4 separate regions of the Homo sapiens genome follow, and all the other regions are linked to region 4. The links are chromatin loops, found by intact Hi-C in ENCODE. Cell type or tissue: A673. All regions are shown on one strand. Links, peaks and the distances in the headings refer to the core of each region. The heading gives the core; the rest is flanking DNA.

The links. A loop is a pair of places that touch in the nucleus more often than their neighbours do. Peaks named below come from ENCODE experiments on the same cell type or tissue, not always from the same donor. Only the 100,000 strongest peaks of a DNase experiment are listed, where the experiment ranks them.
Region 1: it touches region 4 in a loop (1.9-fold over the local background); 3 of 110 quality-filtered maps call a loop at or near these places.
Region 2: it touches region 4 in a loop (2.7-fold over the local background); 3 of 110 quality-filtered maps call a loop at or near these places.
Region 3: it touches region 4 in a loop (5-fold over the local background); 9 of 110 quality-filtered maps call a loop at or near these places.

Annotation. Positions count from the first base shown.
Region 1 is chr16:49,701,734-49,707,521 of GRCh38, reverse strand. The region is part of intron 3 of ZNF423 (zinc finger protein 423); the gene reads left to right. Among named protein-coding and RNA genes, the nearest start is that of ZNF423, 150 kb to the left of the region's middle. RefSeq lists enhancers at 2,022-2,702, 2,605-2,704, 5,431-5,788, 4,984-5,788. In A673, for the core only: a CTCF peak has its summit at 2,520 (motif pointing right); no DNase peak of the experiment used is centred there; H3K4me3 peaks cover 354 bases; H3K27ac peaks cover 1,700 bases.
Region 2 is chr16:49,753,192-49,758,979 of GRCh38, reverse strand. All of the region lies in intron 2 of ZNF423 (zinc finger protein 423), which reads left to right. Among named protein-coding and RNA genes, the nearest start is that of ZNF423, 100 kb to the left of the region's middle. RefSeq lists enhancers at 3,711-4,369, 4,370-5,028. In A673, for the core only: CTCF peaks have their summits at 3,315 and 3,514; DNase peaks (open chromatin) are centred at 3,579 and 4,119; H3K4me3 peaks cover 1,032 bases; H3K27ac peaks cover 1,414 bases.
Region 3 is chr16:49,919,163-49,924,950 of GRCh38, reverse strand. No RefSeq gene overlaps it. Among named protein-coding and RNA genes, the nearest start is that of ZNF423, 66 kb to the right of the region's middle. RefSeq lists silencers at 599-771, 1,754-1,937 and an enhancer at 2,614-3,345. In A673, for the core only: CTCF peaks have their summits at 2,706 and 2,909 (motif pointing right); DNase peaks (open chromatin) are centred at 700 and 2,930.
Region 4 is chr16:49,553,584-49,559,371 of GRCh38, reverse strand. The region is part of intron 5 of ZNF423 (zinc finger protein 423); the gene reads left to right. Among named protein-coding and RNA genes, the nearest start is that of LINC02179, 90 kb to the right of the region's middle. RefSeq lists an enhancer at 969-1,856. In A673, for the core only: CTCF peaks have their summits at 2,486 and 2,690; DNase peaks (open chromatin) are centred at 2,091, 2,681 and 4,501; H3K4me3 peaks cover 639 bases; H3K27ac peaks cover 1,791 bases.

The DNA.
Region 1 (5,788 bases), core at 271-5,270, 150 kb before region 4:
CCTCAGCCTCCCGAGTAGCTGGGATTACAAGCGCCTGCCACCATACCTGGCTATTTTTTTTAACATTTTTATTAGAGACGGGGTTTCAAGATGTTGACCAAGCTGGTCTTTAACTTCTGACCTCAGGTGATCCACCCGCCTTGGCCTCCCAAAGTGCTAGGATTACAGGCGTGAGCCACCATGCCTGACAAATGCTCTTTTCTGTATATAGGTTCTCCCCACATCTTGACCCTGGGTCTGAGAGGAGCAAGAGGTAAGTGGGTGGAGCCTAGTGGGGAGAGTACTGCAGACAGTGGGGAGAGCATGTGCAAAGGCCCTGGGGAAGCAGAGGTGACACAGGGCGTCGGGGTACCGGCAGGGACCCCGGGGGTAGGTACCCAGGGAGCGGTGAGGTGAGGGCATGGCATGGGGCTGGGGCCAGATCACATAGTGCCTCGCAGGCCATGGAAAGGGGTGGGGATTTTATTCCAAGCCTAGTGGGAAGCCATTGGAAGAGGTCAGCAGAAGGGTGACAGGATCCGGTGTGTGTGTTTAACAGATCCCTCTGGCTGCTGTGGATAGCATGGGCAGGTGTGTGGGTTGTCCTGGGGGTTTGTTTATAGGTTTCTCCTTCCTGGCTGGCAGTCATGGGTCCTGGGACCACCTGCCATGTGAGGCCGAAGGTGCCCTTGTGTTGTTGGTGCCCGGAGCCATTACCTCACTTTGTCTGGGTTCTGGACTTTCTCTTCTGTTTCTGGGTCAATCAGACCTGGCCTTTTGAAGCCAGATGGAGGCAGAAGACCTTCGGGTGATGTTTAGATCTCTAAGTTGCTGTAAATCTCACTGAAGTGACCTATTTTTCTTCCATGTTGCTCTTGTATTTTTTATGAATGGATGATAAAAAATGTGGCAGGGTCATTTGTTTTAATTTCCTTCTGACACCTGGATTCTGTGTTTGGTGGCAGCCATCCCACCAGTGGCTGGAAGTCTGCCTCCAGGCGGTGGAGTGGCCCTGGGCCCAGTTCACACCTGGCTCTGTTGTGAATGGTGGGGCAGCATGCCCTGGTCCCCACAAGGCAGTGAGCCCCCTTTAGAGCACAGGACTGGAGGGTCAATGCTGGTACCCAGGGATGGGATTCTTCCAGCGTGTCTGTCTGATTGGCCAGGCAGCTGTGGCCATGGCTGGCCTGGAGGTGAGAACTTGAAGGCTCTATCCTTTTGGGACTACAGTCCTGCCCATCTTACGGAGGGTCCAATTGTTAAATGGAAACTAGTTCTTCAAGGCAAACTGGCTTCACCTTTGATGGGGAGTGGTGAGGGGTCAGTTCTGAGGACTGACAGCCTCCAGTGCCCATGAGACCAAAATTCATTTTTTTTCCTAGGGTGGCCATTTGTGGTCATGTCTGGCCCTATTTTCCAGGCTATCTTACCACTCCCCACCTCACCCTTGCCTTTGAAGTGTGTGGTGCCCTTGCCCACGCTGTTCTCTCTGCGTTAAACACCACCCCGCAGTGTGCCTCCCTGTAAAGCCATCCCATCCTTCCAGTCTTCCTGGAAGCCTTTCCTGACCTCTACACAGATGGTCGTCCACGTGCCTTCTCTGGGGTTCCCAGAAGCAATGGAGCACTTGGACACTCCCTTGTTTCTCAAAATACATTTTTCTTGTTTTATGCTTGCTATATAAACTTACTGTGGGGCCGGGCGCAGTGGCTCATGCCTGTAATCCCAGCACTTTGGGAGGCCAAGGTGGGTGGGTCACCTGAGGTCAGGAGTTCAAGACCAGCCCAGCCAACATGGCGAAACCCCATCTCTACTAAAAAGACAAAGATTAGCCTGGCGTGGTGGTGGGCACCTGTAATCCCAGCTACTTGGGAGGCTGAGGCAGGAGAATCGCTTGAACCAGGGAGGTAGAGGTTGCAGTGAGCCTAGATCGCACCACTGCACTCTAGCCTGGGCAACAAGAGTGAAACTCTGTCTCAAAATCACGCACAAAAAATAAAATAAACTCACTGTGGAAGGTCTATTAAGTACAGAGAAGTGAAAAGAAGAAAATCCAGTTATAACCTAGAGATCCAGAGAGTCATTTTGGCATTCATCCATCCACATTCTTGTTCTGCAATCTGCTTTGTTTTTGTTTACCCATAGGTTGTAAACAGCTTATCATATTAATATTGTCCAAAAGCCTCCTTTTAATCGGCTTTATACTGTTCCATTGTGAGGTTGTGCTCAGGTGTGTATTACAGTGCCCTATAGCTAGACAGAGGGCACTCCCCATCCCAGTGATCCACCTGCCATGCTGTGACCATGGCAGGCTTTGTGAAGGGCTGGGGCCTTGACTCTGTTGAATGAATGAATTCTCCTGCATTCACATCTGTCTCCTGATGTACCAGATAAGCCTGTATTTAAGGCCTTCTTATTCTCCCATCCCAAGTGCCCTCCCACCTTTTTCCCAGAAAGAAGACAGGACAGCCCACCGTGCTGTCATTTAACCTTTAAAAGTGCAGGCCAATAGCTCGGGCAACAAAGAGGCTGGAAGGGCTAGGCAGGAGTGGGTGCAAAGGGTGGCCTCCTGGAGGTGGCAGTGTTGGCACAGGTTTGTAAGTGGCTTCCAGGCCAGGAGGGAGCCCAGGGAGTTCTAGGTGGCCTGGGGCTGCTGATGAGCAGGAGAGACTCCAGTTGGAAGTGGAGGTCCCTTGGAGCTGGGAAGTTTTCATGCCTGGTTCCAAGCTCTGGCAGCCATATTTGAAGGCCCACAGTGCAGCTGAGGTGGCACTGTGGTGTTTGGGAGTCTGGTGTGTGTGTGTGCTCTGCATAGCAGTTACATGGGAGTGGAATTCTGTCCTCTGTGTGTGATGAGACACAAACCTTCATACTCCCTCCAGATCTACTGGAGCCTGGGAACAAAGCCTTCATTTATTCAAGCATGCATGCATGGAGTAAGCAAATGTTCACTGCATCTTCCTCTCTATCAGGCTCTATGCTGGTTCCTGCTCTCACAGAGCTCACAGTCTTGGGGGTGAGGGTACAGCTATCCCAGTTTGCTCATGACTGACTGACTAATGGGCTTCCTGGTATGTATGTAGCATTTTCAGTTCTAAAATTGGGGAAGTCCTAGACAAATTGGGACAAGTTGGTCACTGGGTTACTGTCATCCAAGGAGAAAGGTGTCAGAGCCCTGTGGGTAGGACTGAGGGACCCAGAGGAGGGAGGTCACCTCTGGATTTCCTGTTATAGGTGTGGCATGCTTAGTGGGAGTTTTCGTGGAGTGTCATGGAGTGGAGTTGAGATGCCCTAGAAGGGGGTTCTAGCGAAGATTCTTCCCTTCTCCTTTTCAGTTCTTTATGCCCCTGCTCCTGTGTTCCCCCTCTGGCTATGGCACAGCCAGGGTGTTCCAGAGGGGCTAAGACTGCCCTCTGGAAAGTGGATCCCTGAGACCCGGGCTCAGTCATCCCTTTCTGCCTCCAGGCCCTCTTTGAAGAACAGGGTTCTCTGAAGTCCACTCTGAAGGGGAAACCTGCCCTTCCTCCCTTGCACTGAATGGAGTCTACTGGGGTAGACTTAAATGGCTTTTATTTATGGCCTGGGCGCATCACTCATCAGTTGCTTCACTCACCTCTTCACTCACCACAGGGCTCCTGTTCATCTCTTATGTGCCGGGCACTGGGCTGGGCACAAGCTGGTGATGCATTGAACCCAGGGTGGGGCATAGAGGAGCTGGGAGATAAACAACCCCTGCCAGCCCAGCGAGTTAGGGCGACCTAGGAGCCAGCCAGCTCCAGAAGCCTTAGCAGCTTCTCACCCAGGACAGCTGGTGGGAAGGAATCCATTAAGTCAGCAGAGCCGGATCCACCCTTGCTGGGCCTCCCTGGGCTGACCCCATGGGGCTCCCCTGCTAGGTGCCTCTCTGGAGCCTTTGTCCCTAGAAGTCTGTGAGGGGCCTTGGGAGAGTGGAATCTTGCACCCTTCTCTAGGAAGAGCCATTTGTCCATTGAAATGTAATTTTCTCCTGAAAGGAGGAAAAAGACAGGAAGGGCCACCAGGTTGAGGATAGGATTCTGGTCCCAGATCCAGAGTAAATTTCCAGCCTGCAGGTAAAGTCCCTGAAAAATGTAGGGCTGGGTGGATGGGCACCCTGCCCTGGGAAACCCCCACCCCATCCCTGACTCTAAATGCCGTTGTGCCTAAAAATTAAATTGAAGTCAGAAATGATTTTTACTCCTTCACATGCTTTAAAAAAAATTCAATGAAGGAAAACCCCAAGCTGACGTAATGGATAGAGTACAGTTCAAAAAGAATAAATGTTTTCAAGAAAGAAATTTCTAAAGGAGATTTCTTTGTGTGTTCCAGCGGCCATGACACGGTTAAGCAGGTCGCCTCTCTGGTCCTGGTGCACCTGTGGGGAGGTTCTAGCGGTAACCGCAGAGCCCAGGAGGGAGGAGGGCCCAGCATTGGAATGCGGGCGTGTGCATGCCTGCGCGCCTGTGTTGGTGCATGTGTTCGTATCAACACATGTACACATTTATCAAATTACATCTGCTTTTACCTTTAAAATTTTATGAACATGAGCATATGGTGCTTTATCCTGCCATGGAGTGTGTGTGTGTGTGTGTGTGTGTGTGTGTGTGTGTGTGTGCGTGTGCACACAGGCAGGTTGGCTTGGCACTCGCTCCTCCAGCACACATGGGTCTGTGGCCGAGAAACTCCTTTGGAGATGAGAGCTTGGAAGCGTGTGGGGCTGTGGGTGAGCCAGCCTCCCCAGGGCCCCAGCCTGGCCCTTGGCCCACCAGGCCATGAATACATTTCCATCCATCTCTGGCCCCCATCACCTAGGCAGCTAATTCCTCGGAGCCTCTCAGCCTTATTAAAGTCACAGATCACTTTCTTGAGCTTAATGCTGTCAAGACCAAGCGTGCCCCTTGTTCTGACCCCCTCCCGCCATCCAGCCTCTCCTTGAGGGCTGGGGGTGGAGGTGAGGGGCCCGCCAGCCCCCCGCCTCCACCCTGCCCCCTCCTCAATTTGATCGGCATGACGCCTTGCAGTGATCAGTGAGGTCGCCTCAAGATTCCTTCAGTAAAGCCCTCGGCAGGGATACAAGGGCCGTCACAGCTGTGCTGCACAAACCAGCTTCCAAAGGCGAGGATGGGGCTGGCCCACTCGAAGTGGCTCCTCGGCAGAGGGGTGCGAGGCTCGCTGCTGATTTGGAGAACACTTCTCCCGTCCCTGGCTGCCTTGGCCTCCCCTGTTATGAAATATGGATGGTACCGGTTCCAGCGTTCAGAGACTCGCTGGCAGTGTGAGCGTCTCCAAAGGCCCGCCTTGTGCATGCACCTAAACACTTCACTGAGCAATCTGTCAACATGTCAGCAACACATGTTTTGTAAAAAGCTTCCAGTGGGAGTAATGACTCCCACCAGGACTTCCAAAATGCTTTGAATTCAGCAGATTTCTATTGCGGGCATCCCCTGGGGTGCCTTTTACAATGCCTACATTTCAGAAATTTGAGCCACAGACCCCTGGGGGTTTCCTTTCATAATGCCTCAAAATGTAGGGTTATATTGTTGGAAGTCCCCATGGGGTCTTTATTAATACCTGAATTCTGAGGAACTGGAAATTACACAGGGCACTGCAGGGGCCCAGATCCACACCAGGAAGAAGAGAAAAACTCTGTGGGGAGATTTTTTTTCTTCATGCAAGAGTGAAAGAGAAGAATTTGCTAAAGGACAAAATTGAGTGTGTTTGAGCTTCCTTCATTTAATCTGCCTTCTAGAACGCTACAGTAAAATCTGCAACGGGGAAGGGGGGAAATGAC
Region 2 (5,788 bases), core at 511-5,510, 200 kb before region 4:
CAGGTCTAGAAATAGAACTTTGCAAGCTACTTCGGAAGGCTTATCCTTGTTCCCCATCCCTGTTTCTCCTTCCAGAAAGAATCACTAGCTTGACTTTTATGGTGATCACACCCTTGCTTTGTTTTAAAGTTCTGTCACTCACGTGTGTACCCCTTGCCACTATAATTTAGACTTGGAGTGCCATTCTTTAAGGAACATGAGGGAGTAATTTTTTTTTGTAGTGATGATTATTTTACTTTTTTTGGAGACCACTCTGTCGCCCAGGCTGGGAGTGCAGTGGTGCCATCATAGCTCACTGCAGCTTCAAACTCCTAGACTCAAGCGATCCTCTCATCTCAGCCTCCCTAGTAGCTGGGACTGCAGGTGCATGCCACCATGCCTGGATATTTTTTAAAATTTTTGTAGAGATGGGGTCTTACTATGTGGTTCAGGTTGGTCTTGAAGTCCTGGCTTCAAGCGATTCTCCCTACTTAGCCCTCCAAGTAGCTGGAATTACAGGTGTGAGTCACCATGCCCAGCTGATTATTTTAAAAATTCTTTTGGTCAGGCGCAGTGGCTCACCCCTGTAATCCCAATACTTTGGGAGGCTGAGGGGGGTGGATCACTTGAGTCCAGGAGTTCCAGACCAGCCTGGCCAACATGACGAAACCCTGTCTCTATTAAAAATACAAAGATTAGCCAGGCATGGTGGCGGGTGCCTATAATCCCAGCTACTCGGGAGGCCGAGGCAGGAGAATCGCATGAACCCAGGAGGCGGAGGTTGTAGTGAGCTAAGATCATGCCACTGCACTCCAGCCTCGGTGACAGAGCGAGACCCTGTCTCAAAAAAACAAATTCCTTTCTAACAATTCCTGATCTGGAAGCTTCTGGTGATTAGGCTCCCGGGTAAACCATTTTCTACCTTTGGCAGGTGAAGGCGAGGCAGGAAGTGCCTACCATTTAGCAGGTGTTCACTCAGAGTTTGATGAGAGGCTGGAGATGCCAGGGATGTTTTACAGTCACCTGGGGAGGAGGTACCGCAGTCCTGAACCAGGGTGACCACAGGCAGGGGGACCAACAGTGTGGAGGGGAGGAGCCGAGGGCGGGTCAGGGGAGGATTAACATGAGGGGAAAGGAGATCCTGTGCGTCATTCTTTCTTTCCCTTTCTTTCCCCTTCAGTACACTGGGGGAAATTAATCTCCCACCTGCCACGGCAGGGAAACCTGAGTTTGCTGTTGGGGCTGTCCAGGGCACGTGGGGTGTTTGTCTTTGAGGCCTTTCTTCACCAGAATTGATGACAGGGGTGTATTTCCTGCTGAGCCGGGCTCCTCACCCCACCCAAGGGGGATTTGGAGGCAGGTGGTCACGTGTCTGGCTTGGTTTGGGTGTCCACAATAGCCTGAGGGATGTGTTGAATTTTAGAAGTTACTGACAGGTGAGTTCTATGGGAGAGGGCTATGGTGATTTTCAAATGCTGGGTCAACAGCATTCTGCAGTCCTCACCATGCAGGTGCTCCTCATGTCCTGGAAACTTAACTTCAAGCAGGTGGCTGATCAAGCCTTGCTGTTGGTAGGAGCAGGGGGCTGGCCTCCTTATTCACCTAATCTTCTCTACATGGGAACAGGATAGTGGTTTTATGACTCATTACTGAAGGCTCCCTTTGTTAGAAGTTCAGACTGTAGGAGATGTCGGTGTAGCCAGTTTTAAGCTGAGTCAGGAAGAGCATCACGAACCTATGGAATCTCCAATAGCACATGGAAACAGGAAAAAATGAGAATGGAAATTCTTGGCCTCATTTATAAATAAGCGTTGATTAAAAGTCTATTTTTTTGTCTTTGTTGTGGAGGACACAGGAGTGTTGGATTCAGTCCCAACATTGCACAGCGTAATGGAAAAGAAATAACTGTCATTGTGCATCGTGACAAGTAATTTATAAGAAAAACAAAAACACTTGCACAGGGCCAGTTGTCTATTGTGTGTTGGTGACACAAAATGGGACTTCTCACTATAGTTAGGTGGGGTTTCTGTCTTTTGGCAGGACTTTGGCTTTTAAAAGTGCCACACACTCTAGAAGAAAACAAGGAATTATGCAGCCATGTGGACATGGGTTCTGAGGCCTGTTCATGTCTGCCCCTCCCCGCGCATGCTGGCTTCCCCCCGCCATCTCGCAATGGACTTGTCCTCAGGGGTGCTCACAAGTGTCCGAACTCATCATGGGTGCTTCCCCCTGTTCTCAGCCCACCCATGACCCGTGCCTTTTTGCCCGTGTGCCCTGGGAGGTGGTGATGGTTGCCACCTCCTCCTTTCCATGCAGGTGAGAGCTGGGCTGGATGAGGTGGTCTCTTAGGTCCCTTCCAACTTGAAGCTTCCCTGGGTCCAAGCTTAAGGGATGGGCAGGGACCTTTCGAGACACGCATTTGGTGGGAAGATGCCCCTGAAAGGTGCCATGGAGTCATCTGTGGCAGTCCGGGTGCTCTTTGTCTAGGCCAGTGTTGGAACTCCGGGGAGGGGTCCAATTCCGTATCAGTGTGGCGGGGACTGGCCTTCCAAAAGGCTGTTTTCCAAGCGCTTGATGTTCATGCTGTTTTCATTCTAAGATGTGTATTTTGTCATTGCCTAACATTTCTGAAATTGGGAAGCATTTTAATGTCTGTATGTGTGTTTAATAAAATGACAGTCCCTCCAAAGAGAGAGCTGTCATTAAGATAGTGGTGGGCCACACACTTAGAGCCTCTTAGACCTCACAGGCTGTCGTAACTGGTGATAGGCGGCCTGGGCTGATGCAGGCTGCCCCCAGGATTCAAAACAGCAAGTCCGTTTTGAAAACCCTTGTCTCTGAAACCTTCCAGTCATCTCTGTGGGCTGTCATCTAATTTTGCTTAAACACTGCATTTGCCTCCCCTCCCTCACTCACAAACCTCCAGTGGCTCCCTATTTCTTCTACCTGAACCTTGGACTCAGCCTGGCTTTCAGTCTGGCCCCTGCATCATTCTTTCTGCCTCAATCAGCCACTCACCCAGTTCCTTTCCAGTAGGAAGATTTCATGATCTCCTCCGAGGCAGGGCCGTCTCTGACTCCACCGGGTCCCTAGCACAGGGTCTTCGGGTGGCAGGCATTCCGGCAACACTTGTTGGCTGATGCATTGATGTGGCTGCAGCTCAGACCTGAAGTCCTTTGGGCATTTTATTACCATCAGCATCTGGGCAGTGTAACTCGAGGATTAACAGAGTTATAGGAGAAAACTCCACTCTAAGAATGGCTAATTATTATTATTTTTTAACCAACTACAATTTACAGAGGGTTCGTAGAGGCACAAAAGAGCACACACCCTGTAAACGAGGGTTAATGAGAAAGCTTCCCGATAGCTTGTGCTTCATCAGCAACAGAACAGCGTGTAAATAAATCTAATTTCTCTCCAACTCAACTCGTCACAGGCTTAATTACCGCAGCCACAATGTGTGCATGTGTGTGTTTTTTTCATTAGCGAAAGAGGGTCATTATTAGCCATGTCTGGTAAGAATTATGATGAAGAGCCTGGCTTACCCTCGATAGGTGTCCTCAGAGAGCAGAAATGAACTTTCCTTGTGAACTAAAGAGTTCCCAATTAAGGTGGTTTGGAGGAAGCAGGAAGCGGCAAGCAGATTAGAAAAAGATTACAGAAACGGGAAAGCGGGCGAGGAGGCGGGAGGGTTCTGGTGGGCTCGGTTAATGACCGAGGGAGGAAGGTTTTCTTCTGGGGGCTGTGCCCTCTTTTCCCGCCTGCTTTGTTATTTGCTTGCCCAGAAATCCTGGGGGCTCCGAGACCCCTCCTGGGGTCCTGTCTTGCATTCTGGCTCCAGAGAGCTGAAAATGAGACTTGCACTTGTGGGGGGACAGGGCTTGACCGCTCCCAGCCACCTCTTTTCGATGGCTTTTCACACCTCCCTCCCCTCCTGCTGAGGAGGGAGGCAGGGGAGAGCGTGCCGCTGCCACCGCGGAAGATAGCCGCACCGGCGGACTGTTGCAGTGAGTGTATTGTTCTAGAAAGAAATAGCTGAAAACCCTGAGTCAGAAATTAGTTAACACAAAGGAAGTTGAACCCTACAGGCCAAGTTCCAATTGTCTGCAGGAAGTGCCCTGCCCAGGGGGCCCTTTGAGGGAGGATTTAAGTCCATTCTGCCTGGCACTCTGTACACAATGTTGGCAAAAAAAGTTTTTTCTTTCCTTCCGACCCCAGGCCCGCAAGCCCCCCATAATGATTGCTTTCCTCATTAAGCAGTGCAGGAGGCCGCACTTTGAGGTGCAAATACATCTCTAGTGATTGAGAAATGCAGGCGGCTTCTCCGGCTTGGTGCACATGTGTTACGGCTGCTGAGACGCTGTCTGTCCCTGAGGCAGCCCGAGCTGCCCCTCCATCCCTTGCACTGGGCATAGGGCAGACCTGACAGCTTTCATAGTGGAAGAGGACCTGGAAGCCTCTTCTGGGTCTGAGGGTCCCTAGCATGTCTTCTTCTAGGTCCTGCTTGGATGCCTCCAGGGATGGGAGTCTCATCTCATTCCAAAGCAGCTTGATCCCTATTGGCAGCCCTGATGATCACATTTACTGAGCACTTACTGAGTGCCTATAATTACTTAATTAAACAAACATTATTGAGAATCTCTTCTGGACCAGGCACTGTGCTAGGCATCGGGGATTAATCAATGACCCTGGATGGAGGTTTCCTGCCCTCTTGGAGCTTACGCCAGATTGAATGCAGGAGGGAACTGATAAATGCAATGATGAATGCTTTGAAAACTAAAAGTGTGTAGAGAGAGGGCAGGTTAGGTGGGGGCAATGCCACTGCCTTGCTCAACAAGGAGGAGTTACTAAAGCCAAACTTCTCCCCGTTTCTTTATGAAACCCCACCTGACCTGGCCTTGGGTTGGGGCCTTTGCATAAACAAACTATTCTTCCTCCACCTTTTAATGCCTGGCTTTTTTTTTTTTTTTTGACGGAGTCTTGCTCTTGTCGCCCAGGCTGGAGTGTAGTGGCGCAATCTCAGCTCTCTGCACCCTTCTCCTCCCGTGTTCAAGTGATTCTCCTGCCTCAGCCTCTGGAGTAGCTGGGATTACAGGCGCCCGCCACCATTCCCAGCTAATTTTTGTACTTTTAGTAGAGACGGGGTTTTGCCATGTTGGCCAGGCTGGTCTCGAACTCCTGACCTCAGGTGATCCGCCCGCCTTGGCCTCCCAAAGTGCTGGGATTACAGGCATGAACCACCATGCCCAGCCAAATGCCTGGCTTCCTCGTGCCATTCAAGTGTTTGCTCAAATGTCCTTTCTCCAGAGAGGCCTTTTTTGATAGCCAGAGCTGAAGCTGCCTCTTTGCTTTTCAACAGTTCCTGTCCTAACACCTTTTATTGTTTTTTTTTTTTTTTTAAATAGGGTCTTACTCTGTTGCCCAGGCTGGAGTGCAGTGGTGCAGTCACAGCTCGCTGCAGCCTCTAACTCCTGGGATCAAGTAGTCCTCCTGCTTTAGCCTTCCAAGTAGCTGGGACTACAGGTGCACATCACCACGCCTGGCTAATTTTTTTTTTTTTTTCTGTAGACAGGGTCTTGCTATGTTGCCCAGGCTGGTCTTAAACTCCTGGGCTCAAGCAATCCTCCCACCTCAGCTTCGCAAAGTGCTAGTATTATAGGTGTGAGCCACCGCGCCTAGCCTCCTATCACCTTTGTTTCAATACTTGCCTTGCATTTATCACCCCCTGAGATTTTCTGATTATTATTATTTTGCTTTGAGACAGAGTCTTGCTCTGTTGCCCAGGATGGAGTGCAGTGGCATGATCTTG
Region 3 (5,788 bases), core at 531-5,530, 370 kb before region 4:
CTACTAAGATCTCATCTACCTAGTGACAGATTTTGTTGGGGAATGGGTAGGAGCTGAGAGGAGAAAAAGAGCTATCCTGCTGTGAAAGGTGCTTAATAATTGTAAAACAGATACTAATTTAAGGAACTTTAAAATATCATGTGAGAAAATATGCATCATAGATCAGTCTTTTTCCTAGAAGCACAGCGCACCCTGAACTCCTTCTTAGAGTAGAAGATGCATCAGTGTTGGGGCTTCATGGGTCCAGGTTGCCAGGGGTGGGATGCCAGGAGCTAAGACCCAGGCTGTCCAGGGAGCTATGGGTGTCTGGGCAGCCCCAGATCTGCATGGGGCCAAAAGCCTGGTGTTCTGGGATTGGAGATTCAGTGGTGCAGCTCTTGTCCACCCTGGGGCCTTTTTCAAGCAGCCAGTGTCAGGGGTCTCAGTCCACAGGTTGCCAATTGGTGCTTGTACTTTTTTCTGTGTTTGAGCATAAAATATCAACTTCTAGGCATGAAAGAGCCAAACAAATGAACACACAACAACTCAAGGATAACAAAACACCACTTTTTGCAGTGGACATGTGTGGTTTCCTTCTGCAGGGATTTTCGGTTCACAGCCCTTTGGAACATCTCAACCCCAGGGACTGACTTCCCAAGCCCTGGCTACAGAGGCCGTCATGTGACTTGGGCCTGGCCAATCAGCATATTCCGTTGGCTTAGCCTTGGTGATTGGTTCAGGGATGGTCCCGTGATTCCAGCTAGTCCAATGAGAGCTCTCCTCAGGACTTCTGCCAGGACTTCCTGGGAACCCTGCAGATGTACCTTTTCTGGTGGGACTGCCAAACCCTTAGGACGTCATCCTCGAACTGGGATCGGGTAGGGAACAACCTAAGGGAGAGGATGGTGAACCTGCCTGAGAGTGAAGACACAGAGGACAGCGCAGGCAAGGAGCAGGTTCCTGATATGATTGTCTGAGGCCCTGGGTCCTGGTGCTGGAAGGCAGCCGCACCCTGGCATTTTCAGATACTAGAACCAGCGACCCCCTTTCATACTGAATCCTGTTTGACTGGGTGTTTATCACTTGACTGACATCCTCTAAGAATTGTGCAGTGGGCCGTGTGCAGCCAGCCACCTCCTTCCGGAAAGACAAACTCTCAACTCTGTCAGAAAATGGGCTGTGTCTGTGCCTCTCTCTCTTTCCTAGAACCTGAGGACCTCCCTCCTGACTCCCCACACCTGGGGCTGACCTGCACGCCCTCCGAGCCACATTACCTGCGCAGCCTTGCCTGGCGATCGTGCTGAGCAGCACCTACCTGGTACGCAGCTGCTTGAGCATCCGTCTGTCTTTCTGTCTTCTCTTCTGGAGAATATGAGTCCTGGGGAGCTGGAGCCCAATCGGTCCTCCCTCCCCTACAGGCCTGGGCACCCTACCTGGCACTTGCCCGGTGCTCTGTGAACTGAATGGGAAAAGGAAAGCAGACCAAGTCACCTGGAAAGCAGGCATGGGACGAGGAAAGATCAGTGGTCTTGGAATCCAAAAGTAAAGGGCGGCATCGTGGCACTGCAGCTCTCCGGCTATTTGCTTGGGCAAATCCTGGCTTTCATCTCCAGCTGCCTCGTCCATGGCAGAGAGATCGTGGGTCTAACCCTCGTTGTGTCACAGTGAAAGCATGCTCAGGGCCAGCATGTGGAGCTCTCACAGAGGTTGCTCCTATTCCCTGGGCTTTCGCCCAGAGCTGCGTGCTTTACACTTGCAATCCCCTCCAAACCTCCCTGCTACTGGATCCGGAAGGCTCCATTTTACAGATGAGCAAACTAGACGCAGTGAGGTTGAGTCAGTTGCTCAATGCCACACAGCTGGTCATCGAAGAAGGCTGCCCTTGAGCCCAGATCTGCTCACCCCAGAGCCCTGGGTCCTAGCTTTTAGGCTCTGGTCTCTCTGAGGCTGGAAGGGCTTCCCTGAGCAGTGGCCAAGCCAAGAGGTGGCTTAGGGGAACAGTTTTGTTGTGGTTGTAGAGTCAGGGTCTCCCTGTGTTACCCAGGCTGGTGTCAAGCTTCTGGGCAAGTGATCCTCCCACCTCGGCCTCTTAAAGTGCTGGGATTACAAGTGTGAGCCACCACACCTGGCTGGCCTAGGAAAACTTAAACCCATCTCACATCTCCCCCAGCCCCTCCAACCCCTGAGTGAAATTTATGGTTCAGGTAAAGACGGTGTGCCTGTTCTTCAGCTTCAAGACAAGCCCTCAGCCCCTGCTCCTAAGGCAGACTGCCAATCTCCTAGCCTGTCCAGCCTGCCCCTACTCAGTGAGCTGATGAGACAAGGAGTGGGGCTGGGATCCTCTGAGCCAGACCACACTTGAAGCTTCCGGAGAGCCAACACAGGGAGATTCTGTCCTGGGCTCCAGGCCTTTCTGAGACAAAGCCCCTCCATCTACATGTCTCAGTTGGTGCCTGGTCCTGGGCGGCATGCAAGGCCAGGCTGTTTCCAGTTTTGAGTGTTCCTATGTGGTAAAAATGAAGAAGCATCAACACAAATTTCCACCTTTGTAGTGTACTTACATAAATAGCTTTCACAGATTAATGCTTCTAACACACAAATGGTGTGATTTAACTATGCCAGGGTACTTAGCATATTATTTTTTAAATTGATTTATAGGTCACTGAAGGGAGGCTGGCCTGGCAATGGACCGCAAGATTCAAGGTGGAGAATGTCCCTCGTTTCCATCCTGTTTCTGTGACTTGTATATGACAGTATTTAGGGAAGGTGAAAGGCATACCTTTGTGGCTCCTGTCCTGATAAGGTGGGCAACCAATTGCCACAGTCAGGGTTGGGGAGGGGCACAGGGAGGTGGTGGAGCCCTGCACCTTCACCCCATTACCTGTGCTGGAGTTCCTGCCATCGGAGGCTTCCTGAGAATTTCCAGCCACCAGAAGGGGGCAGACGGTGACTTCTGAAGCTGGGACACAATGGGTCTGTGAGGAGGCAGGCAAGAGGGGGTGGAGGCGCCAGGCTGAAACCACCACCTCCACCACCTTGGGACAAGCTGGGCCCCCATCAGCTGGGCTTGGCTCTCCGGAAGCTTCAGGTGTGGGCTAGCTCAGAGGATCCCAGGCCCACTGCTTGTCTAGTCAGGTCACCAGATTGGGGAGGGCTTGACAGGCTAGGGGGCTGGCAGTCTGCCTTAGGAGCAGGGGCTGGGGCTGGTTTTGAAGCTGAAGAACAGGCACATTGTCTTTACCTGGACCATACATTTAACTAGGGGGTTGGAGGGGGCTGGTGGAGATTTGAGGTGGGTTTAAGTTTTCTGAAGCCAGCCAGGTGCAGTGGCTCACACCTGTAATCCCAGCACTTTGGGAGGCTGAGGTGGAAGGATCGCTTGAGCCCAGGAGTTTGAGACCAGCCTGGGCAACACAGGGAGACTCTGTCTCTACAACAACAAAAACGTTCCCCTAAGCCACCCCTTGGCTTGGCCACTGCTCAGGGAAGTCCTTCCAGCCTCAGAAACCCCCAGAGCTGCCGAATCGTCCCGCATGGAAGACAGACACAGATGCAAGTGTCTAAATGCCTTTGTGCATCCTGGTTCCAGGTGGGAGGCGCTGGGAGATGGGGGCCTCTCACTTAGAAACTGCCTCCCCTCCCAAACCTGGACACATGGCCCACTGCTACACACCACCACCACCAGTGTTGGCTGTCGCAGGACGCCGAGGGCCTGTGGTATGTCTGGAGCTTCCTCGTGGACAGGCCTTTCAGCAGTGTGCCATGATGGGCCCAGTCCCTGTTGAAATTGAGTCCTTTGTGGATTTCCTAAGCTACAAAGCAACCCCAGCCCTGGGATATCTCAAAGAGAATTTTTAAATGACATGAGCTGGACATGCAACCACAAGGTGTCTGCCCAGATTAAGGCGAACTCCAGCATGGGCCTTTGAAGGGCACTCGATTTCCCAGGGTGAAGATGGATTTCCACAACAGAATTCACAAAAGCCTCCCCAGCCCACACTCGTCCACTGGGACAGGGCTCACTGTCCCTGGGGGCTGCGGGGAAGGTTCCAGGATAGCAGGTATTTTTCACATCCCACCATACACTGCTGCCCAGGCAGTGGTACCAGCACCAGAGTCCCCGGACCTGTGTCTGCCCTAAGTGTCCTGCCTCCATGCTGTCCCTTCTCAGCACAAGACCCACTGTGTGTCTAGCCCCCCACCCCACTGGTTACATATCCATGGCTCCTGCAGCCTCAGAGCAAAATCCAGACGTTTATTGTGTTTCTGTGTGGCCTCCAGCCTCTCCACTTCCTCCCTCCACACACAACCAGCCACCTGGATGTCCAGTCTCTGGAGCCCTGGGCTTGCCCTGGGACCGTCCCACATTGCCATACTCTGTCTGGACTCTCTTGCCCCACTCTATGCAGCTAACTCCTCTTCATCCTTCGAGAGTCAGCTAAAATGTGGCCTATTGCAACAGGACTTCCCTGCCTACCAGGACCCTCGGTCCTGTCCTTCTGCTCAGTGCTGTCACAGATCTCATCATCACTTATTTATGTCACTACAGTCACAAGCCCAGCTCAGTGCCCAGCACATAGTAGGTGTTCAACAAACATGTGTTATGTGAACTCAGGAGCCCCTCATATGTGTCTGCTCCCTCCGGCAGAGGCCTACCTTGAGCGGGGCTTTGACCCTAAATCCAAGGGTATCCAAGAGGGACATCTGAGCCAACCTTGGGTCTCCATCTGCCCATGACTCCCCACCCCCCTTCCCTCCCCTGAAATGCACTTTCTTCATTCACTACAGATCTAGAACCTCCTGCAGGAACTGAGCTGAGCTGGCTAGCTGCAAGCTTCTAGGCAGGGAACAGGCATGGCCAGTCTGGAGGCTGCCTGAGAGACTGGGGCTTTGCTTCTCAGGCCTCACCTGCACCACCCTCCTTAGCTCACTCTCTGAAGCCCACCTTCCTGGAAAAGCAGGAGCCCCAGCCCCACCATTCCACTAAGCTCCCACCTCCAGCCTCTTGCTGGAAGTCTCTTGGCCAGAAGGAAAATGTCCCTTCACCTAGACAAGGCCCAGGTCCCTCTATGAGGGCTTTGGACTTGGCAGACAGCATTGGGTGCATCAGTCACCATTCAGACTGGCTTTCTGAGCCACACACAGTGCTCAGACCTGAGGGACACCATGAGGAATAAATATGGCCCCTGCTTCCCCAGCCCCAGGCCTATCCCAAGAGCTCTCATCCTTTCTGTTCAGGAAAGACTTTTGAACACATTTTAGTGGCTCATGAGAAGGGATTGAAGGACCCTAAGTCAGGAAGAATGACATATCACTGGCAGAAGAGGATGACAGAGCCTACTAGAAGCCCACTCTTATGCTCTCTGCTCTGCTTTGGAAGCAGGACAGAGGACAGGCACCCCAGGAGTGGTTGCCAGAGTTAAGGTGGAGTGGGGCACAGCAGGCAAGCAGCACCCTGGCAGATGGGAGATCCCATCCCAACTCCCACCAGCTCCTCTGTGTTCCTGGACAAACCGTTAAATCAAGGTGGCGAGTTATGTGGCCACAGGAGCCAGGTGTCAGCATAAATGAGTCTCACATATCCAGTAGAGAAAGCAAGACGCCACCTGAAGGGTTGGCTACTCCAGCCTCTGGTGCCTGGCAGGAATATGAGTTGCCAGATTTGATGATTGTTTAAAAAAAAAAAAACTTCCCACTTTATTATTTTGTTTAGAGGCAGAGTCTCATTCTGCCACATAGGCTGAAGTGCAGTGGTGCAATCATAGCTCACTGTGGCCTCGAACTTCCGGGCTCAAGGGATCTTCCCGCC
Region 4 (5,788 bases), core at 507-5,506:
CAGCCCACCATACCTCATTAGCAGAGAAGGCTTTGCTTTTCTGTTTTTCTTTTTATTTCCCGTACTGTACCCTGTTCCCTGACCCCCTTTGGTACTGAGTAGGAAAGTACAAAGCGGGAAGTGGCAATATCCCAGGGCTTTGCCCCTTTTGTGTGGCCAAGCCACAGATAAGTCAGTAGACCTCTCTGGGACTCGCTTTCTCTGTCCATGAGATGGAGAGTACTCCCCACCCCAGACATACAACTGCCTTTCAGAGTGGTGTTTAGGAGTCCAGGGGATGGTGAGAAGGTGGAAGGGGCAGCTGACTCAGGCCATGCCTGGGGCAAGCCTGGGCCAGGGATGTCCAAGGTTGAGGGAAGCCCCTGTGGCCCCTAAGGAGCTCAGGACTTGCCCCCACCTCGGACATCCCTGCCTCTGAGACCCCCTTACTGAGTGGTTCTGATGTCATTGCTGGGCCCCTCCAGGTGGGACCCCCCCAAAACCCCGCTCGCTTCCAGGTACACCTTGGTGCTTCCCAATGCCAAGACTATTCAGGAAAGGGCAGAAACCTAGTAATTTCTCAGCTGGAGAGTGTTGTAAAAATAAATGTCTTCTGGAGGTTGAAAGGTTGTCAAATACACACTGAGCTTAATTGGGTCCTCAAAATGTGCAATTCCTGCTGATTTCATGGAAGATGTGGACGTGGGATGTGTGTGCATGTACAAGTGTGTGCGTGTGTGTGGGTGTGTGTGGATCCCTTAGCAGAATTGGGCTGATGCTAGCTTTTGAGCTGTGTGGATTTGCATATCTGTGCAGGTACCTGGGCCTCTTGATGGGTCCATTACTTAGCAAAGGACATGATTTCTCCTGCACACTGGGGAGGGCCCCTACAGCCACTTCTGGGCCTACTCCTCTTATCCTGCATCACTTTCAAGTTGGGAAGTGACCCAGGGCTGGGGCCAGGATCTTTGCCAGGGCAACTCACCTTTTTCATGCCATGGAACTTTCTCTCCTTGCCCCCAACAAGTAAACATCTTAATACTAGCTAATGCTCCTGGGGTGCTTGTGTGCCAAGCAGAGTTTAAGTGCTGTGCATCCTTTATTTAACTCATTTAAGTCACTCCTTAGCCCTGTGCAGAGATTGTGACAATCAAATGCAGTGCACCTGTGAAATCTGCCCACCATTGCTGGGGTCTGGGGCCCCACAAGCTCCATCCACAGGTCCAAGTTATGAACGCCTGCCCTGGAGAGTTAACCACCAGGTTCAGAATTGATCTCAAAAACAGTCCTTGCCTCTGTTTTTCTGCAAGCAAAACTGGCTTCAGAAACCTCCAGCACTGCAGGATGACACTGTGTAGCTCCAGTCCGGCTGTCTGTTGGCTCTCTCTGTGGTGGGACCCTCGTCTTTTCCCCTCTGTGGGCTGTTTCCCTGTTTGAGGCTCAGCCCCTCTGGAGCCAGCCCTCTCTGGCTTTGGGGGCCCCAGGTGCCCAGGCCCAGACTCCTTCTCTAGATCTGGCTGCCAGAATTGAATTGATCACTTCCTTGCAGGGCTGGAACCAAGGGGGCTCAGGATGGAGGCTCTTCCTCCTGGCCTTTCCTGGGCCTCCTGCGTGCTCATCCTGTGGGTGGGAGGAGGCCTTCTACCATCCTTGAGGCCTTCATGGGAGATGAGTTTCTGCATCTTTGTGAACTCAGTGCTGTGCCTTCAGAAGGACAGATTCCCACCCAAACCGCCCCATCACCTGGCAGCTCCTCCAGCCCCAGCCCAGAGGCTGCTTCTGCTGCCATTTCATTCTCTCACCTGGGCCAATATCAGGGGCCTGCAGCCATGCCATCGTTTTCCACCCAAGCACCCGTGTCCCCACCACCACCCCCTGGGGTCAGAGGGTCAGAACACTGCCCCAGGGCCACCTGCTCCTAGGATCCCCTCATGTAATTCCCCTAGCCCTGGTGGCCCCGGGAGTTCCTCCTTCTCATTCCACCCAGGCTGCAGCCCTCTCCACTGTCGCTGGCTTGTTTGTTCAGCCAAGACAGCCAACCCGGGGAGGAGGAGCGGGCAGGGGCTGCGGCGTCTGCCCCCCTCCCTCCTCCTGCCAGGCGCTCATTTGTATGCAGAAGGGATTAGGCAGAATTTACCGTGGCCTCACCCTGGGGAGCTGCTCGCGCCCTAGGAATACTCTCCGATGGCGGCGTGCAGTTGGTAAGATTAGAACAGCCCCTCTGCCGCCCTGCACGCCCTGGTCACTCTCTAGGCCGCCAACATCGAAATCATTTTCATTTATAACCTTTTTGATCATCCAGCCTCAAAGAGGGCCCGCCTTGTGTGACAGCGGGCACCAAAATGGCCCAATTATTTGGAAGAGGAGGGAGCAGCTGAAAACAGTCAGATATGAGAGACAGGGCACTTGATCTGGGCTCATAGTTTTTTTCCTGCCTTCTCCCACCAATATTTTTACAGCTGTTGACATATATTGAGTTACATGTGCCTGGGCTAGATCCCCGTGGTACTGTTTCAAAGATCTGTTCACCGTAAAGTGTGCTGTTCTCAAGTAAATGACTGACTTCAAGAAAGCACAGTAGTTTAAATGTTACTATAAATACAGGAGCTAAGACATTTTAATTATAATTTTTGAGTTATACAGTGTTCTATAAGTACACGAGGCATTTACAAAAGAATTTGTGCTGAGCTTCAAGACACTGTGCTCTCTTGTGGATAAAGAAGTAACTGCAGGTGGCTAAATTCCGCAGCCCAGTGGCTGAACTCTTGTTTACTTGTGGCCAAGAGGGGTAGGGGGAGGCTGCAGAGTCTGTGGAGGTCTCAGTTTGGGATGTTGGAATCAATTCCACACATATTTATTGAGTTCCTCTCTGTGCAAAGTACTGAACTGGGGGCTGTGGGGGCCTCCGAGTTGATAGGGCAGAAATCTCCGCTCTCACGTGAATAGTCCCATGGGAGAGGACAGCTAGCAAATCAATGTGAGAGACGCTGGGATAGAAAAATCTGTATGGGAGCTCTGAGAAGGGGCATCTGATTCTGCCTAGGGTGAGAGGGAGGGCTTTGGAGAAGAGGGGGCACTTCTGCTCTGACTTGAAGAGTGATGAGAGCCACAGGGAATGTTTGGAAGTGAACAAAACCAAAGTCAGTCTTCAGCATGAGAGCAGGTATTTTGGGCAAGCTGCATGGACTGCCTCTTTCTGTATGTGGCTTGCCTTTACCTGATGCCCTTTAAATTCTCTACTGTCCACAGTTGGAAAGCTCCGAAGGTCGGAAGAGACCAGTGATCTTGTGGGCTTGAAAACTCAGCCCTTTGATGGGTTGAGTGGAAATAATTCCTAGGTACAATGGGAGGGAAGCAGGTCTGTGGTTCTCATGTTATTGTAGTTTTGATGGGAGCAGCCTTGTGGATCATCTTCTTGTGTGTGCTCCAGTGCTGAGGCATTGGGTTAAGGAAAGGAGGCAGATCTGGACTGACACATGACTATTATCCACCTGACATCCACCCATCCATCTATCCATCCTTTCAACCTCCTCATCCCATCAATCCATCCATCCACACATCCATCTCTCCATCTCACCAACCTCTTCATTTCATCTGTCCATCCATCCATGCACCATCCCTCCATCCATTTATTTATTCACCCATACACTTATCCTTCCATCCGCCCACTCATTCATTCTTCCATCTACCATCTACCATCCACCTGTCCATGGTTACATTCACCTGCCAGATGTCCATCTACCCATCCACCATCTATCCATCTATCTGTTCATAATCCATGAGACATTATAGTGTATGGATCAAAAGCAAGGATTCTGCAGTCAGATTTCTTGAATTAATGTCCTACCTTCAACACTTACTAGCATTATGTCCTAGGAAAGCTACTTAACCCGTGTGTTAACCCTTTCGTCTACAAAATGGGAAAAAATAGCAGAGGACAACAGAAGCTCATTGTCAAAATTAAATAAGATACTACACACAAAGTGCTTAGCACAGTGCCTGGCATGGTAAGGGCTCAGTAAATGTTGCCTCTGTTTATTGAGTGATGCCTGTAGGCTGGATGCCACCCTGCACAGCCTGAACTGAATTACTGGTGCTCCAGGTATAGACTGGAGAGGTTCCTTCCCAGCTTCTTCCTTGTGGCAAGGGCTAGGATTTTGGAGTGGGAGGGACCTACTGACATAGGCATTAAGGATCATTAAGGAATGACCAGTGTATTTTGTTTTTATTTTTGTTTTAGGGGGAAAAATCCTAGTTTTTGATGTAGGTGTGTTTAATATGTGTCCATGAGGTCTCTTAATTTTTTTTTAACATTTAATTATGAAATGAACCCATGAAATACAGAAGAAAATGATACTCCTTGGTGAGTTGTCTACATCCCAGTTTCCATCTTGACCAAGCTCTTAATTTTAAAGTGCTGTTTTAAAGCACTTTACATCCAAATTCACTCATTCTTTGATTGTTCTTACAGATTTCTTCAAGCTACATGTGTCGAGCACCAGCTGTGTACCAGGCACTGTGCCAGGTGCTTTTGTCCTGAAGGTCTCGTGTAAGATTTATATCTTCAGAGGGAAACAGACCAAAATCTTGACAGTGGGTTTCTAACAGGGGTAGAATTAAGGGCGATCTTTATCTGTTTTTGTATTTTGCAAATTTCCTACAATAATCATATAATGATTCCATATCAGAAAAGCCAACTGAAAATAATTCAGGGAGATCAGAGAGCTCACAGTCAAGCAGAAGAACCACCATTTATAATAGCCAAAGTGATACCATAGGGGCCTATTAATGTAATGAGTCCCTGAAAACAAATGGAGAACATTGAGTTGGCATTTTCAGAACAACTGGTCCTGGAGACACCCTGGGTGCTCACCACCCACTGCCCAGTCGATTCTTGGCATTTAGAGCACCCTGTTGAAATGGTTTAGACTGGACAAAGTAGGGAGAGGATGTTCGGCCAGATTGTTTAGGAGGTAGTTGGGATTTGGGGGCCTGGGTCAAGGTGTGGTCACCAAGGTGGGCTGTGAAGGTGGTGTGGGTCTTGCCTCCGAGCTATGGCAAATGGGTAGAGGTAGAATGCTCATTCTTAGTGCACTTGCTCCCTGGGCTGCTATGCCCGGCGTTACTACCTGAGGATCTAGGATTGGGGAAGGGAGGAAGTCCTTAGGCATGCTTCAAACTCCTGGTTTGAATGTGGAGTTGGAGCTGTGGCCTCAGGTGTGGGGTCTGTAAAGTTGGGAGCTGGATAAGCTTGACTCTGGGGCTCTCCAGCATGGATGCATCCTGTTCTAAGTCTGCCCAGTGCCAGTGTCAGGAGAGAAAAGATATCATTGTTGTGGGGGGACCATGAAGCCCAGCAAAGGAATGGGCACTGGAGGGGCAGTTGGGAGTCCCCTCTGCCTCCAAGGCGGGACTGTGTTGGGCTGGAGGCATTGCTCTTCCTGTTGCTAACTTGGCAAATTTGTTTGGTTCAGTCATATCACTTTTGGGGGGCTTCAGTTCCCCATCTAATGGAGAATCTTTCACTTCATCTTCTGAGCAACCCTAATGAAAATGTTATGAGAGAATCTTATAAACAGGGGAGCCCTATGCCAGGGAAAGACGTTATTTCATAAAAAGACTTAAAATTATCATCTAATCTACTAAGAGTGGTTGTTATTAAGAAATACATATAAAATTGATCATGCCACTGCACTCCAGCCTGGGCAACAGAGTGAGACCCCATATCTAAAAAAAAATAAAAATAGGCCAGGCTCGGCGACACATGCCTGTAATCCCAGCACTTAGAGAGGCTAAGGTAAGAGGATTG